Linked DNA regions of Homo sapiens: regions 1 and 3 are each linked to region 2. A link is a loop called in an ENCODE intact Hi-C map of the cell type or tissue named here. Cell type or tissue: HCT116. All regions are shown on one strand.

What was found. Peaks named below come from ENCODE experiments on the same cell type or tissue, not always from the same donor. Only the 100,000 strongest peaks of a DNase experiment are listed, where the experiment ranks them.
Region 1: it touches region 2 in a loop (3-fold over the local background); 9 of 110 quality-filtered maps call a loop at or near these places.
Region 3: it touches region 2 in a loop (2.9-fold over the local background); 7 of 110 quality-filtered maps call a loop at or near these places.

What each region holds. Positions count from the first base shown.
Region 1 is chr3:63,660,077-63,662,576 of GRCh38, forward strand. All of the region lies in intron 3 of SNTN (sentan, cilia apical structure protein), which reads left to right. Among named protein-coding and RNA genes, the nearest start is that of SNTN, 8.7 kb to the left of the region's middle. In HCT116, a CTCF peak has its summit at 1,348 (motif pointing right); no DNase peak of the experiment used is centred here.
Region 2 is chr3:63,817,196-63,819,695 of GRCh38, forward strand. It overlaps C3orf49 (chromosome 3 open reading frame 49), which reads left to right and starts at 2,104. Exons shown (of 7, transcript NM_001355236.2): 1 at 2,104-2,401. The coding sequence starts at 2,277. RefSeq lists a silencer at 1,451-1,570. In HCT116, CTCF peaks have their summits at 1,526 (motif pointing left) and 1,728; a DNase peak (open chromatin) is centred at 1,516.
Region 3 is chr3:63,992,813-63,995,312 of GRCh38, forward strand. All of the region lies in intron 11 of ATXN7 (ataxin 7), which reads left to right. Among named protein-coding and RNA genes, the nearest start is that of PSMD6-AS2, 10 kb to the right of the region's middle. In HCT116, a CTCF peak has its summit at 1,002 (motif pointing left); a DNase peak (open chromatin) is centred at 959.

The DNA of each region.
Region 1 (2,500 bases), 160 kb before region 2:
TTAAAAATAGTCAAAGGATGTGAAAGAGTAGAGCATTCAGTGAGAGTAAAACAGAGGAACTATCTTGGGGCAGGTAATCAAAGATGGGCTCCTGGAAAACTAAGGTATAGCTGAGATCTGAAGAATAAGCAGGAGGTAGCTAGGCAAGGGGGAGTGAGAATGATGGCGTTCCAAGCAGAGATCTGGAGGGCCAGTTGGTGAGAAGGGATGGGACGGTAGCTGGGAAGTGGTTAGAGATGAGGCTGGGGAGGCGAGGAGAAGCCAAATCTTACAGAAGCATAGCCTGATAGCAAGAGGAAGCCAGGAACTATGTCTACGTCCAGGCCTAAGAAATTACACCAGCTGCAGTACAGAGAACAGACTAGGGTTGGGGGTGGAATAGGAAAAAAGGGAATAACTAGCTGTGGGGAGGCAATTCAAGAGAAAGATGGTGATGGCTTAGACTACGGCGGTGAAGATGGAGATAAACAAACAAATAGAAGAGACGTTTAGAAGGTGGAATGAACAAGATCTGACAATTGATTGACTGTGAGAGTTGAAGGATAGGAAAGAAAATGATGACAACCCAATTTCTGACTTACAAAAGGAATGGTGGTGTTCCCACTCCTAGAGAAGAAAAAGGCTAAAGAATAAGCAGGTTTGAGGTGGGATGGAGGTAGGGAGGAGATGGCGAGTTTCATTAGGTTGTGTCAGTGTTTAGATGTCCATGAAATATTTAAGAGGAAGACTTAGCAACAGGACAGATGAGTTCAAAGGTGAGAATAGAGATCTGTGTTCAAAATATGGAAATGAGAGTCAGCAGTATATAATCAGTCACTGGCCTAAAGGTTACTACCTTACTCACCTAAGGGTATATTTCTCGAATTTCAGTCATTGAATACCATATTTAGTATTTTTCCCACAACTGCCTATAGCCTGTGTTGCTTAGAACTTTTCCTTTATGTTTTCTCTCTACTTAAGTAAATTTTTATAAGGACACCGTATCATTATTCTTATTGTAAATTCAGTGGATTAGAGTAAAAAATAATAGTGAAAAAATAGACGACTATCAATTCTTATTTAGTGTTTAATATTTATTCTTGCATCACCTAAAATGGCATTACATTCTATCGGCAGTATATATTCATACTTTGGAAAATACCAGCCTAGGGAAAATGTGTAAGAGGAAAAGAGGGCCTCATATCAGCTTAAACTATCAATATTTATTGATGGGTAGAGCAAGAAAGCACATAGAGGCAGTCTCCAAGTCCCTGTATCTGTTCTGAAATATTGAAAAGATATTATTCTCTCTATATATGCACACATACACATACATAAACACCTATATATGGTTTCAGTGCACTACAGTTATATAAGATGTCACCCACTGGGGGGAGCTAAGTCAAGGGTACAACTTTCTGTGAGTGGGTGATTATTTCAAAAGAGAAAGGGAGAATATAGTGTAATACACAGATAAATGAACGGAAGTAAATGTTAATAAGGGTTAGCTATTTTGAGTAATGGGGTAAAGGGTTACAGTCACAGTCCTTTTTTTAAATTTACTTTTTCTAAATGTTCTATATTAAACATGTATTTTTCTGATTTTTTTTTTTTGGAAAGCTACTTTTTCAGGCAGAAATATCAGGCAGAATTTATCAAGAGATAACAAGTTTTGGGGAGTCTAAGGAAAGGATGGGTAAATAAATCCTATACCATTTGCCCACATCCAAGGCCAAAAGAAATGGGGCCCATATGCCAGACAGAAAGGGGGCTCATTACCTGGTAACCTGGCAAATGCTCAGCAAGCTTTTAACACATATGAAAATGAAGAACTAATGGATGCACCATCTTGATGTAACTCATCATCCCTCTCAGAACACCAGGGGAAAAGAATTAAAAACCGGTCCTTAGGAAAGACACCTTCAGCCTCATGTCTCTCAGTGTAGGCTAAACCCTAGAAGTACAGCCAATTTCTGGATCTCTCTAGCAGCAGGCACACCCAGGCCTCAGTGTAATCTTGCCCTCTGCTCAAGATGAAAGCAGAGCCATATTTCAGGGACTTGAGGGGACAGTTCATTCCAAGGCATTCTCTGCAATGTCTGTCAGAATGCTGCCTTGGCCCAACCGCCCTGCCCCATGAGACCCCCTAGGGCAGGTGCATTCACGTGAGTCAATGGCAAAGCTCAGGAGCCCACTTCATTCCTAACTGGGCTTTCTCCTCAATCCCCATGTTGCGTCCCCTGATAAACTGAGCTGGTTCTTTTGGCGAAGGCCTGAGTTCTAAGGGGAACATTGCCTTTCCCATAAGGCTAAACATGGTTTTGGGGATCTTAGCACCTTATAGCCAGTCAGATAGAATTTTAAAAAGCACCTAAAGGCACTACTGGGAAGATACAAAAAGGTGACAGGTCATGCCCCAGGAGGACTGGACCTCAGAAAATGGTGTGCTCTTAAAATATGCAGGAAATAAAAGAAGACCAATACCTATCTCATACCTCTGAGCAAACAGTGTGCCATTCTG
Region 2 (2,500 bases):
CAGGACCAATGACCTCATTGGACAGGCTTTCCTAACGCTCCATCTAAAGTCACTCCTCATCCTCAGTCACTCTATCCCATCATCCTCTTTTACTTTTTTCATAACATTTACTACCAGCTGAAATTAAAATGTTCATTTCCTTGTTACCTGCATCTCCCACAGCATATTAAGTTATATGAGTTCAGAGATTTTGTGTATGTTGTTCACTGCAGTATCCCTGGTGTCTAGGGTGGTGTCTAGGGTGGTGCCTGGGAACCACTAGGCATTCAAATATTTGTTAAATAACTGAATGACTCAAAGAAGCTTGGGAGGTAGCAGTTATTACTCCTGTTTTACGAACGAGAAAATGAAGGTCCAAAGAGGTTTTCGTTACCCGCCCAAGGACCCATAAGCTTGGAAGGGGTAGATCTAGAATGTAAATCCAGACACAGCTCAAAATTGATGTCTCTCTATACTCTAACTCTTTCCCCACCCCCTTCCCACTCCTTCTAGTTCTGTCATCTGCTTCAGGACTCCTTTGGGAACCTACAAGTTTTGTCACAGATGCCACAGCAGCAAGTGTTTCAGCCTATTACATACACACATACATGCAGACATGCACACACAGAGACATGTACATAGACACCCATGCACAAATAAAAAACAGCTGTCTTTCCTAGCATAAAATTCATCTCATTCATCTAGATAATTGATGAAATACAACAGAATTAAGGCAGGAGTGCCAATAATTGCATGAAAAATATTGCCCTGTTGCTAAAGAAAATATTCATGTATTCATTTATTCAAGCACCTATTATTTATTGTGCTCTGAGGATGCCAACAGATGAGGAAAAACAGACCAGGGAGGAGCATATGTCCATTTGGCCAAGGCATATTAGATATGCTCTACTTCAGCGTTTCTCAAATAAGGGACAGAGGAACATCTGCACCCACTCTCCTAGAATATGGATTCCTGGGTCTCATTCCCTGCTGAAGCGGAATTTCTATTTCACTTGAATTTTGCCATAAAACTATGGCTTGGGCACTATGAGTTGTCCCACTTTAGGGATGAGAAAACAAGCATGGGTGGGTTAAAATGAATTGGCCAAGGTCACATAGCTAAGCTAGAAATGAGAACTCATGCATAATTCCCAAATCCACTCTCTTAGCCCCTTAACATTATACACTTCATTCTAGACCATTTTAAAGCTCTTTTCCCCAGTACTGAAACATACAAGACCCTCACTACTCCAAGTGCAGTCTGGCATCATCAGCGTCACCTGCGGGTTTGTTAGGAGTGCAAATTCTTGGATCCCAGCCCAGATGTACTGTATCGAAATCTGCATCTTAAAAAGACCTCCAGGAAGTTTGTGTGCACTTGAAAGCTTGAGAAGTATGCTCCAGATTATTGATTAATGCAAACACAGAAAGCAGAGTAATTCTTGTAACTCCCAGAACCTTTCTAGAGGAGTTTTTCTTGTTAAGCATCTAGTTATTTGACTGAACAACTCAAACCGCGAGAGGGTAACAGGAATAAATCCTAGTGTCTGCTGCCACCTTGTGGTGAGAAGTTCCATCACAGGCAGAATTCGCTCTTCACCACGAAATAAATGGGGCAATGTTGGAAGGGAGGGGTGGATCAGGTCCTCAATTTAGCAATGTACTTTGAGAGACCACTGCAAAATTCCAAGATGTAATGAAAACCACCCTTGGGGTACATTTTGAGATGTCCAAACAACAACTGGCCTTGTCATATGTGTCCCACAGGACACAGAGAACATTCACCAGCTGTAACTGAGAGATCTAACAGAAGCTCAACTTGTGTTAATCAGCGTATCGTTGGTATTCCTATAGGTCCCTACCACTTCAGAGTTCAAATACGCACTTCTGAATGTGGTGGTCAATTAGTGTGTGGGTGTTTTTTGTTGTTGTTGTTGTTGTTTGATTTTTTTTTTCTATCCAAATGCCAGCATTGAGGCAATCAGATCATCATTTCTGTATTTGCCTTGTTCAAGAATCTGTGAAGTGTTCCACAAAGGTCCATGGAATTTCACACAGCTCTGTCAAATACATCACTGGTGACCTCTGTGAAGTTGTAAACAGGGCCAGTCCCACAAATAATGTCTCTAACACCTGGAAGGGAATAAGGGAAAGACTCTAAAAATTTCCTACATATTTTATTCCGAATAGCCCACACCTTGACAGTACATTCAGTCACTGGATGATTTTGTATTGAAGTCTGTAAGTTCAAGAACTAAAACAATCCAAAACGGCTACTACAGGTGAAGTTGAGAGCAATGGCCCAACCTCAGCTGTATCTACCAGAACCCTTTAAGATTGCCTACAGAAAAGTTGGACAGTGCCGAAGATTCCAGCAACTCAAGAAGAAAAATGGCTCATTCAAAAGGAAGGGGATAGAAAGGTAACAGAGATTCATTTCCTTTTCTGTCAAATGAGAGTCTTTGGGTTTGGCATAGTGGCATGTCCTTTTAAGCATTGCATTTAGGAATGAGGACTCTGG
Region 3 (2,500 bases), 180 kb after region 2:
AGGCTTGGGGCAGAGGGGAACTTGGTGCATGTTGCCTCCCAACATAGGAGTGCTGGCGGCCTTTTCAGGCAGCCCCTGAGATTTTCTCTGGGGAGCTCAGCACTTCTCATCCAGAGAACTATTCTCACCTGGCATCTTTGAAGCCCTCAAGGAAACTTTCAAAGTGATCCAGGTCCCACCCTACCGGCTCAGCCCAAAATCCTTCCTTACAGGGTTATTGTGGTAAAATTGAAGGTAAGTGAGGTGGGAATTGAGTATGAAATGAGTAAACTTCAGTTTGTGGAGTCTCAGGCCAGTGGTGAAATTAGACCAGCACTTTCTCTGCAGCATGGCCATAACCTGAAAGGCCACTGCCCACCTTCTATGATTTCTGTGAACTACTTGTCCTCTGTTGATTTGGGACCAGTATCCCATATTCCCTAAGAAGGGGCTGGGATGGTTTTCAAAGATTTTTGTTGGTGTATTTTTTTTTTTTTTTTTTTTTTACTTTTTGAAATGGTAATACAATCACTGGGCTTAAAAAAGGAAAACCAAGGCTGAGGCAGGAGAATGGGGTGAACCCGGGAGGCAGAGCTTGCAGTGAGCCGAGATCGCGCCACTGCACTCCAGCCTGGGGGTGACAGAGCGAGACTCCGTCTCAAAAAAAAAAAAAGAAAAACGAGTATAAAGAGGCATACATTGAAAACCGAGTCCTCCTGTCTCCTACATGCTTGTTTTCCACCTAGCCCCCACAGACATTTTTATTATTTTTTATGTATCTCTACATAGTTTATTTATGCAAACACAAGTCAGTATGAGTACATATTGTTACTTTGCCTCTTTATACACAAAAGAGTAATTAACTACTTAAAAGAGCTTTTCTAAGAGGAACTTGTGATTGCCTCCCGGAGAGATCCACATCCTTCCCTGCTCTAGAAGGCTTTTCCTTTCCTCGAGATTTGGTTCCAGGCAGCCTGGTCTTTAGGCCCTGGCTTCCTGAGCCACCTGGTGGTCATGAGAAGCCACTGCTCCCAGTGAGCAGTAGGGCCTGGACTTCATTTAGAGCAGGGCTTCTGAATGCTCCAGAATCACCCAGGGGCCTTGTTGCCATGCAGCTTCTGATGCATCATTCTAGGGTGGGGCCCAGGAACTCAGTTTTCCTAACCAACCTCTCAGGTAATTAATGACACTGCCTGCCACCCTCCTCTATGAGTAGTGCGGGGAGAGAGAGCCTAGCCTCTCAATCTTGGCTCCACATTAGAATCCCCTGGAAAGATTTAGAAATGACTGATGTCTGTCCCCACTCCCCGCAGAGACGCTGGTGTAATCGTTATGGATGTGGCTTAAGCTCCACAGGTGACTGTAATGTGCAACAGCTGGAGTTGAGAAGCACTAACATCAGGCCAGAGCTGTACCCTTGAATGGGGTTTTGGGTTTTTTTGTTTGTTTTGTTTTGTTTTTGAAACAGGGCCTCACTCAGTCACCGAGGCTGGAGTGCAGTAGTGTGATTTCAGCTCACTGTGACCTCCACCTCCCCGGTTCAAGCGATTCTCCTGCCTCAGCCTTCTAAGTAGCTGGGATTACAGGTGCACACCACCATGCCCGGCTAATTTTTGTATTTTTAGTAGAGATGGGGTTTCACCATGTTGGCCAGGCTGGTCTCAAACTCCTGACCTCAAGTGATCCACCAGCCTCAGCCTCCCAAAGTGCTGGGATTACAGTTGTGAGCCACTGCGCCTGGCCGAATGGGATTTTTAAAGCATTTGCAAATACTTGCAGTCATTAATTCATTTTATTAATAACAGTAGTCTTTAAAAGCATCTGGAAATCACCTGGGCAGCAGTCTAGGCCAGCTCTCTCACTGGGGTAGTGGCCAGGTCAGCCAGGGCTACCCCTTAAGTCAGGATCAAGGCAATCCTGGCACTTGCCTTCCAGTCAGGCCTTTTTGTCTTCTGCCACCTCGGTTTAAATTCTGCCAAAGAAGTTTTTGAAATTTTGTTACTGTCACATTTAAGATTCAGAGCTAAAATAAAAGGAGACCCTCCCTGGTTTGAATTTAGATGGTTTCCGCATCCCCTAATAAATACCTTGCCCACACATTCTTAACAGAATCCATTGTTACAACACCATGCTGAATATCCCTTGATACTGTGGGGCTTTATTCCCTTGTTCAGGCCAATAGTTATGACCTAGCAGTTGCTGTTAATTAGCTGCACCCTTCCTTTTCTCTCATTCATTCCTGACTTCTCTCGACATTTATTCAGTGCCTTCTGTGTTTCCTGCACTGTGCTGAACACTAGGACCACAACGGTAATTAAGCTGGGGATGACTCTCTCTGCAGAGGATTTGGTGATTAGCAATCCGACACTTAAAGGATGAGCAGAAGCTGGGGTATTGGGTCATGGCATTTTCTCAGAATATAAGGAAGTACAGTGGCTGGAAGCAGGGAACGGGGGCGTTGGGGGTGGGAGGTGGAGCTAGAGGCTGGGGCAATAGCAGCGGGGAGTTGCACACATACAGT